Regions from separate parts of the Homo sapiens genome. Here region 2 is linked to region 1. A link is a contact called in ENCODE Hi-C data. All regions are on one chromosome and are shown on one strand. Each heading gives the region's core, a stretch centred on a gene start or an enhancer-like site at or near the end of the contact. The rest is flanking DNA. Distances are from core to core; before and after follow the strand shown. Region 1 has its middle 30 kb from the start of LINC02644. Region 2 overlaps LOC107984219 (a long non-coding RNA gene).

The links. Hi-C counts contacts between places; a loop is a spot of excess contacts on that map. Pooled maps may share reads with other maps.
Region 2: a loop to region 1 is called in a pooled map, with 5 times the contacts of the local background. The contact joins two enhancer-like sites. A Hi-C loop is called at or near these places in 3 of 37 single-sample maps with no recorded cell type and 3 of 50 pooled maps.

Annotation. Positions count from the first base shown.
Region 1 is chr10:30,750,355-30,755,279 of GRCh38, forward strand. No RefSeq gene overlaps it. Among named protein-coding and RNA genes, the nearest start is that of LINC02644, 30 kb to the left of the region's middle. RefSeq lists an enhancer at 962-1,021 and silencers at 1,756-1,805, 4,380-4,479. Within about 2 kb of position 2,222, at least 5 of the 41 ENCODE cell types and tissues checked have a DNase peak (open chromatin) inside an H3K27ac peak, as active enhancers do.
Region 2 is chr10:32,001,235-32,006,159 of GRCh38, forward strand. All of the region lies in intron 2 of LOC107984219 (a long non-coding RNA gene), which reads left to right. Among named protein-coding and RNA genes, the nearest start is that of KIF5B, 53 kb to the right of the region's middle. RefSeq lists an enhancer at 1,444-2,259. Within about 2 kb of position 3,041, at least 7 of the 41 ENCODE cell types and tissues checked have a DNase peak (open chromatin) inside an H3K27ac peak, as active enhancers do.

The DNA of each region.
Region 1 (4,925 bases), core at 972-3,471:
TTGCAGAGGCAAAAATACTAGCAAGTTCTATTTGATACATAAATGCTGTAGGAGTTCAGAAAAGGGGGCATTTGTGATGAAATTCAGGCTAGACAAGATGGTTGAATGAAGGAGATGGAATGTGGCCCGGATCCTGCAGGCTGAAGGGGAGATACAACAGAGGGAAGACCATGTAAGGTGTTGCAGCTGAAGGAACAATGTGCAATGAAGATGGACAGAGGGGCGCGATGAGGACAGAGGGGTCTGCTGTGGAAGAGGGGAAATGAAGCTGGATGGGCGTGGGGACAGGGGACTCAGAACTTGGGGAGCCGTCAGAGGAGCCTGAATCTTATGCAAGACAAAGTCAGGCTCTGAAGGCTCAGCAGGGCTGGTCCTCACAGGGTCCTGGGGGTGTGGGGGTGTTGGAGACCTGCCTGGTAGATGTGCAGGAATCCTGGTGTGAGAAATTCATCTAGAACAATACAGTTCTCCTGTGACCTGAAGAAGGTGCCTTCTCTGCTTTCCACCAGTACTTCTGGTGGGACAACAAACTAAGTCACCAAGGAAAGGTGCTATGTATGCAAAGCTTGGTGGCAATTAAGGGCTCAGTGAGGCAGTTGCATGCAAAGCCCTGCCCCAGGTCCATCTCTGAGTCCAGCTCTGCTCAGAAGCTGTGGCCAATGACTTCTCCTTAAGCCTGGCCAAGTATCACAGAAGCCATTGTTCTTTTCCCACAAGCCCTCCAAAGACAACAAGCAAATGAGTCCTGGATTCGGCTTCTTCTGGGTTCTGAGAATGAGAGTGCAGAGGTGTTTGCTGTAACCACTATTTGGGGAGTCAGGACTTCCTGAGGCAGGCAGCAAATACCCACAGCTTTTACACTCCTACTCCTCAGGAAATCCAGCCTGAGAGAAAACTGAAAAAACCCTCGCCGTGTGCAGGTCATTGGTCTATTTTTATTCTACATGTCGTTGCTTGGTGCACATGTGTCGGTCCCATTGTTCACCTGTGAGAATTTCAACCCAACGTGTGTTTGGGAAGATGTTCTCAGCATTTCCAGTGTGGACATGCCAGTGAGTTGCTGGCAGAGTTCAGAAAGTAATAAGCCATCTGTGTGTGAGGTCCCAGATTGGACAACTTTTGAGAGAAACTGGTGATTCTGCCAGTGCGCTGTAAGACAGAAGCATGTCCTTTTTGTTTTTGCAATATTTCAGTAGACTAGATCTTTCTCCCACGTGGCCGCAAACCATTGGCTGAGTTGTGAACACATTTTTCCAGAAGTATTTACAGTTGCTGGGTACCAGGCTCCATGCTCAAGGCACCATCTCCGGAAGAGCCCTGAGCAAAAGAAACAAGCAGAGAAAATCGACCTAAAAGGACAAAGCACATTCACAGATCTTGGGAAGTTGTGCCCCATGCAAAGCAGAGGCGAGCGGCTCCTCTTTGCTGAGGATGCCTCCAAACCACCGGTGCACAGAAGTGGCTCGCAGACCCAGGCTGCTCAAATTTTGGTAGCTCAGCTTAGGAAAGCAAGTGTTAGGAAGTGAAGTAGGACCAGCTGGACGAATTCTCTGAATTTATTTTCCATCATCAGTTATTTCGGAGTGCCAAGAAAAAAATGTGCATTAAAACCTCTGAGATTACATCTCCTATAGGTACATATGGCCCAATGGGCACGCACTTCCTGCATGCCATAGAGACAGGCCACCAGCAGAGGAGGCCGCAGGCTCGGACAGAGAGCTGGGGCTGTGCGAGGGGAAAGAAATGCCTGTTTGTGTCAAGCTGGGCCAGAGCTCGCTGGAGGATGCAGTTGATCAGAAAACTATTTGGCTTGGACCCCACTTGACGAATTGACAGAGCCTTATGTCCACAATGAAGTCACATCCAACAAAAAGTGCCTTGGCAATTAACAGAGATTACAAAACCAGAGGAAGAAAACTGCAGGGCGGGAAGGGGGAGCAGGTACCAGGAAGCTCTGCTTTCTGGGAGACAGTGCCAAGGCCCATGGAGCTTGTGTCGGCTTTTAAAAGCCCCTTCCTAGGTCTTTTCTTCGTTTCAGGCTGCCCCTTGGTCATTCTGCAGATGAAATTGTAGACTGAGGAAGGCGCAGTGAGCCTGTGGGCTGGCAGTCCCTCTGACTTCCCTCAGCGAGCTGTTGGCTCCAAGAAGGAGTCAGGAGCTGGACCCATTTGTTGCCCAGAAGGGGGACTGTGGAGGCCAGGCTGAGATCTTCTCCAGGCAGCAGAGCCTTCCCAAGGCTGAGGACCCATGAGATGTGACAGCTCACGAAAATTAAATGTGACTGCAGCACAGTGCCGGCATTATCTGGCCCCAGCGGGCAGCCGGCGGCTTCTACTGCCCTTGGGTCTAGTGGCAGCGCCAGAGGGACAGCAGGACTGGAATATGCTCTGACAGACGCCCATTTAGGAAGGTGCCTGCCCATCCGCTTATCAAACAGCAAGCAGCCCCTTATCACTCCAAACACAGCTCAAATGAGGCCCTGCCTCTTAGCCTGCAGGCAGCCTCAGAGATTGATTGGACGCTTGCTAGGAAGAGAGCCTGGCTTCTGCTAAGGAAAAAATGGGTGATTCCTTGGTACAGACTAGGGCTTTTTATTTCCTCCTCCCAGAACAGGTTGGGTGGCTGCGCCTTCCTCTGTGGGACTGGGCGGCGTGGGCAGAGCTGTCCCTGATGGGCAGGCTCAATGCCAATTACAGACCACACAGAGTGGCACAGTGGTCATCACCCCTCTACCTGTTCAGCCAGACCCTGCCCACCCCAGCCAGGCCAGAGAGAAGCCAAGGCCCTGGCTGCCTGCATCCACAGCGTTCCCTGGTCTGGCTTTGTTGGGAAGCCCTGGAGCCACCACGGAGCACAAAGCACCTGCAGTCACCCAGCCCACCTCCCACCTCCCGCTCACTGCAGGATGGGGCTAGACTCGCTGCAGGCTGAGCCCTTTTTTGCAGAAGCAATGTGATGGAGAGAATAATCATTTTTTCACCAGTCATAAAAATGATCCGTGGCCCAGGAGAAATCAGAGCGGGCCTGGTAAGCATCTAGCAGTGGCTTAATCAGAAATTCAATATTCTCTACCTTTCCTTTGTATTCACGATCAGAGCAGCTCTCCTAACAGTGCCGATGTCAAGTTCACGGGCTTTACCTGCAGCCGTGTGCTAAGCCTGGTGATGAGGGTGCGGGCCCCGGTGTCTGATTTATCGACATTTGGGTGTCGATGCTGTGGCCGGCCTTCCATCTTCTGGGGAGTCTCCTCTGCTGTCTCGTGTCCCCACAGAGAGATGGAGTCCATCCCTGCAGGCCTGAAGCAAAGCCCCCAGCAGCGGCGACAACCTCTGATTTCCTCTGTGTCATTGGCAAGCCTGCTAGTTTCCTACCTGCTTTTCTACCTCTTTATATATCATCCTGGTCTTCTAAATAAATCTGGGTTGTCTTTAAGGTGCTTATAAGCAAATGAAAGACAGATCTAAGGGAAAGAGCATTAGATTTCCTGCCTTCCTTTTCTTATTCACATTTTTTTTAAGACAGGTTTCCCATTTGCTCCCTGGGCTGCCAAGGGCATAATGTACAGAAGATAAAATATGGCAGCACACTCTTCTTTCTCCTCTCTGTATCAGCACCCCGGGGCTCCTGTTTCAGAGGATATGTTCTTTAAAATCATTGGCCCTGATCGCACACCCTCCCCAGGGAATTTACAGTTCTCCCTCCTCCTTATTCCAGGCTTGCAGCCAGAAGATGGGGTTCACCACACTCCCCTTTGTCCTTATCTCCAGATAGCTGTGACCTCTCACACATGTGGGTACGGCAACCCTAAGACCCCAGTTAAATGTCTAGAAAGGCCCCATCCATTGCGAGAGAACCACTCCTCCCCGACCCTCTTACTCCACAAGGCCAGTACTGTGGCCCCTACTGTAAACTCTCAAATCCTGGGTGCCTCACCTGCTCTTCTGGGCTTTGGAGGGGAGTCACCAGTGTCTCACGGGCAGTCCCTTTTAACTGGTGAGCTTGCTGAAAACAGAGGCCTCACACCTCCTGGACCAGGACAGGGATCCACAGGAGGCGAGGTAGAGTGGCCAGGAAAGCCACAGGGAAGTCAAAGGAGGCAAAATACAAGTGCCTGTGTGCACAGGGCTCTGCCCACGGAGCTTCGAGCCACATTCGCAACTTACTGAGAAATGCCCGTGGGATTGTTCACCAGCCATTTAACTAACCTGTATGTACCCGGTGGGAGCTTTAGTAGGGAAATTTCAGCTGGAGATGCACATGTTCCTTCCTGGCTCTAGGTGCTGCCATGGCCTGGACCCTGTGCCCACCCTGGGTTGGGAGTGTCTGGTGTGTTCCCTCACCTACCCTCCCCGGGATCCCGTGAGCCAGGGGTGATGCAGCTGTTTAGCAGATGTGGAAGCAGATTAACTGGTGAGGGTGGGAATTCACCTTCCACCTTGCTGAAGTTTGGTTTCATTTAATATTCTCACCATCAGCCAGTTCCTGGGGTGAGCTCCACGCAGCTCTCTGAAGAAGGGGCAAGAGGAACATTAGGCTGACAGAGACAGGGGGTGAGAAGTCCACCTGCTATGTTCCGGACTATTCTAACACCCAGCCCCACAGCCCACCCCCAGCCCATGTACCCACTGACTCTTGTTCCTCTGCGGTGGCCTGTGCTGGGCCCATCTGAAAGGAGAACTTCGCTCTCCTGGTGCCTCCATCCCTGTGCTCCTCCTGGGAGATGGAGAATACCACCTCTCCAGGCCAAGATCCCCCTGTTTATTTCATCCCTTCAAGGAGGGGTGATGAGGGTCAATGTTAGTCAGGGTTTTGTTTTCCAAAGGCTAGAAGCAAAGTTAGGACCACAGAGGCCTCCTTCTGCGAGCCAGGAACAATACACAAGTGGGCTGTTCTAATTTCATTTTCCTTTCTCTCCGAGCTCCTAA
Region 2 (4,925 bases), core at 1,791-4,290, 1.3 Mb after region 1:
TGAGGACTCTTTCACTACCATCAACAAACATACACACCCCTCAACTCCTCCTCTTCCCAATAAGGGCATATCATGAATTTCGTTAATAATCCTTGTTTACATTATTATGACAACGACATGCCAATCACAACTGAGCCATGTAATTAGACTATGACTTTCCCTTTCTTGCTTATATGATTCTTTTATGAATAGTAATTTTTTTCTTAGTGTTCTTTGTACCAATCATTTATTCCACCCTAAACTCTCCAGTTTTATAAATCTCCTCTCAAAATGTTCAAATATATCAATTACTCTCCATTTTGTCTTGGAAGCGTCTCTGACTGGCTCTTGTCTGGACTGGTTGCTGTGTATGCTGTCACCTTGGGGGTTCTGTTCTTTTGTATGCCCTGCATCTTTCTTAGTTTACTCCCTTATTGTGGTTGAGGAACAGCTTCCCGATAAAAGGTACATAAGAAGTGACATTTTTGCTGGCCAGCACGGTGGCTCATGCCTGTAATCCCAGCACTTTGGGAGGCCGAGGTGGGTGGATCACTTGAGGACAGGAGTTTGAGACCAGCTTGGCCAACATGGTGAAACCCCCATCTCTACCAAAAATAAAAAAACGAGCCGGGCATAGTGGTGCATGCCTGTAGTCCTAGCTACTTGGGAGACTGAGGCATGAGAACTGCTTGCACCTGGGAGGCAGAAGTTGCAGTGAGCTGAGATCACACCACTGCACCACCGCAACCTGTCTTAAAAAATAAAAATAAAGAAGTAACATTTTTGGGAGCTGGTGTGCCTGGAAACCTTTTTATTCCACCTACCCTTACACTAATTGAGGCTGGAGATAACATTGCCTTGGAATTTTAAAGATATTGATCTACTTTCTTCTAATATCTGATGTTATTTGAGGCATTCAGATTCTCAGTCCTTTGTATGAAACTTTTAAAATTTTTTCTAGTTCAGGTATTCTTTGTAGTGAAATTCACAATGGCATACCCTAGTGCGGGTCTGTTTTTATATATTGTGCTGGGCATTGGAAAGCCATGGCTTTCAGTTTCACTAATGATTTCCTCTGCTGTTTCTTCTGTTCTCTTTATGGCATGCTTATTATTCAGATCTGAGGCCTTTTGTTCTGGTCTTTTCTTTCCTACTTTCCAGCTGTTCTTTTTGTACTACTTTGTGGGAGATTTCCTCAACTTCATCTTCTCACCCTTCTATTGAGTTTTTAATTTCTATTTTCAGGACTTATTTTCTGAATATTCTTTTTTTCTTAGATGGAGAAAAACCTTACAATTTCAAAACCTGAGGATATTAGTGGCAGTTCCTTAAAAATGTTTTCTTCTCCCTTCACAGTCCCACTTTGCTCCATTTTGGGTTGTGGGTTTTGATTCTACCTTTCACCCTAGAGGCATTCCTCAAATGGCTGGTGATCCTTGCCTGTCTGCACATATTGAAGAGGGGGACAATAAGCTGACTGGAAGCAACCGGCTCATAGGAGTAGGATTTGTTGACTCTGGCATTCCTGAAACTGCTGCTTCCCTGGAGACCCCCAATATCAGCTGCCAAATTTTGCACAGAATCTTCTCATCTCCTGGCTGGAAGCATAAGCCTGGCTACCAGCATTCAGACAGCCAAGTAGGGGAAAGTGCTAAGCATTAAATATTCTGAATACAGGCTGGGCACAGTGGCTCACACCTGGAATCCCAGCACTTTAGGAGGCCGAGGCGGGTGGATCACCTGTGGCCAGGAGTTCGAGACTAGCCTGGCCAACATGGCGAAACCCCGTCGCTACTAAAAATATGAAAAAATTAGCCGGGCGTGGAGGCACGCGCCTGTAGTCCCAGCTACTCAGGAGGTTGAGGCAGGAGAATTGCTTGAATCCAGGAGGTGGTGCATGCCTGTAGTCCTAGCTACTTGGGAGGCTGAGGCATGAGAATCAAGTGATTCTTGCACCTGGGAGGCAGAAGTTGCAGTGAGCTGAGATCACACCACTGAACCACCGCAGCCTGTCTTAAAAAATAAAAATAAAGAAGTAACATTTTTGGGAACTGGTGTGCCTGGAAACCTTTTTATTCCACCTACCCTTACACTAATTGAGGCTGGAGATAACATTCCCTTGGAATTTTAAAGATATTGATCTACTTTCTTCTCATATCTGATGTTATTTGAGGCATTCAGATTCTCAGTCCTTTGTATGAAACTTTTAAAATTTTTTCTAGTTCAGGTATTCCTTGTAGTGAAATTCACAATGGCATACCCTAGTGCGGGTCTGTTTTTATATATTGTGCTGGGCACTGGAAAGCCATGGCTTTCAGTTTCATTGGTGATTTCCTCTGCTGTTTCTTCTGTTCTCTTTATGGCATGCTTATTATTCAGATCTGAGGCCTTTTGTTCTGGTCTTTTCTTTCCTACTTTCTGCAGTGAGTCAAGATTGTGCCACAGCACTCCAGCGTGGCAACAGAGCGAGACTCCGTCTAAAAAAAAAAAAAAAAAAATTAGCTGGGCGTGATGGCAGGCGCCTGCAATCCCAGCTACTTAGGAGGCTGAGGCAGGAGAATCGCTTGAACCTGGGAGGTGTAAGTTGCAGTGAGCCGAGATCATGCCATTGCACTCCAGCCTGGGCGACAAGAGCGAAACTCTGTCTCAGTAAATAAATAATAAATAAGATTCTGAGTATAAACTTACATATCACCCTTTGTATCAGTCAAGGTCCAAGGGGATTGCCTTACAAATGGATACATAAAACTTTACAGGATACCCTAGGGTTAAGGGAAAGTACCCAAGGAAGGATCAAACTCTTAGATAGGGATGTCCCTCCCCAAGTTTGGGTTTCAGATCTTGCAGAGGTGTGGCTGCAGCCCACTGTATGGCAGGGACATTTGCTGGATTGCGCTGGGTGACAGCTGAGTCAGTCACCAAGGAACTTTCCTTTGAGGTACATTCAGGCTGCCACTGGCAAGCAGGGAATCATGGCCAGGACGGGCAAGAAGGAAACACACCATTGGGGTACACATGGGCTGAGGCTGGCACACTCCTCCAGAGTACAAGAGGACAGAAAACTGCAGCCACAAGCAGGGAGTGCCTCTCCAGGCTATGTGTGAGCTGAGGCTGAAGGACAGGCTCAGAGGGAGCCACCTGCCAGCTAGCGAGGTAGTCACAGGGCCAAGGCCAGAGCTGAAAGCTGGCTAACTGACTGCATACTCGGGTCACAGCTGGGGCTGAGCCATGCCTGACAACAGGATGGTAATAAGCAGCCAGGGGAAGCATGCCAGACCTGAGAAAAGTAGCCCCTTTCTCTTGTACTGACAAAGCTCAACTGTACAAAGCTTATGCTGACCATGCTAAGGAGAAATGCCTAGAGGGTCCTGCTGAATTATCAGAGCAGGCTATTGTGTTAGTTTGCTAGGGCTGCTGTTAAGTACCACAGACTGGGTGGGTTAAACAGCAGAAATGTATTGTCTTATGGTTCTGGAGGCTACAAGTCCAAAATTAAGGTGTTGGCAGAATGGATTCCCTCTAAGGTCTGTGAGGGAAAGAGCTGTTCAAGGCCCCTTTCCTTAGCCTGTAGATGCCATCTCTGCTAATCATCTCCCCTCTATGCATTCCCTTTAAGTTATATTGGATTAAGTTATATTGGAAAATGACTGCATTTTAACCTGATTACCTCTGCAGTCATGAGGTCCAGTCCCCAGGAGGAAAGACCTTGCAACAACCCAGTACCGACTACAATTCCCCAGTCCTGCCCTCAAAAGAATGATGGCCATTTATTCAGGTTACTGAACAATGGACAAAAGGGAACACCCAAATATTTTGAAGGCTGTTGGATACAGGGTCTAAGCTGACGTTGTACCTAGAAACCTAAAGCATCATCATAGGGGCCGCAGATGGAGGTATGGTTCTATTTAGGTAACATATAGTGCTCACATTAAAGCAGCACATGCTCTGTGGATCCCTCTGCTGGTCATTTCCGTGTCTCTGATGTCTAACTAGAATTGACACACTTGGTAACTGGCATGATCACTACATTACATCTTTGGCCTGTTGGATACAGGTTATCCTGTATAGTGACAAAGGCCAAACAGAAGTCTCAAGCTGCTGTGCCTGCCCTTCCCGTAGACATAGACAGGGGTATCAGCAAAGGATGTGAGGATCTTGTGTGACATGTTAATGCCTACCAGACAGTATCTACTAGGGAAGAGGAATTTAACCAATGGTTGACATCAGCCAGTCTGTCATCCGCCAGTCTGTCATCCATCGCTGCAGTGCTGGTATCGTGAGCACAGGAATGGTGTGGCCAGTGGGAGATGAAAGCTATGCACGTCCAGTAGCAACGGCTCCCACTTACAAAGGCTGATCCAATTACGTCTGCTGCCTAACGTCCTACCAGCAATATTGAGTTCAACTGTCCCTTGAAGAAACCAACTAGCAACTTGGTGGTAAGTTGAGTACATAGAGTCTCCTATCCCAGGAGGGCCTGCAATTTGTTCTAACAGAAAAATGTGAGTTTGCCTTTCTTGACGACAGAGCCTCAAGCAGCCACTGAGAGTTTTGTATGATCCACCAGCATGGGATCCCCAGTAGACTGACTGCACTACTGCACTCCAGCCTGGGTGACAGAGCAAGACCCCATCTTTTAAAAAAGCTGACCAGCCACAGGGGCTCACACCTGTAATGCCAGCACTTTGAGAGGCCGAAGGGAGTGGATCACTTGAGCTCAGGAGTTTGAGACCCGGCTGGGCAACATGGTGAAACTATCTGTACAAAAATTAGCCAGGCATGGTGGCACATGCCTGTAGTACCAGCTACTAGGGAACCTGAGGCAGGAGGACAGCTTGAGCCTGGGGGACAGACAGGTAGCAGTGAGACAAGATCACACCACTGTATTCCAGCCTGGGCAACGGAGCCAGACCCTCTCTCAAGAAAAATTTAAAAAGCATCGGGCC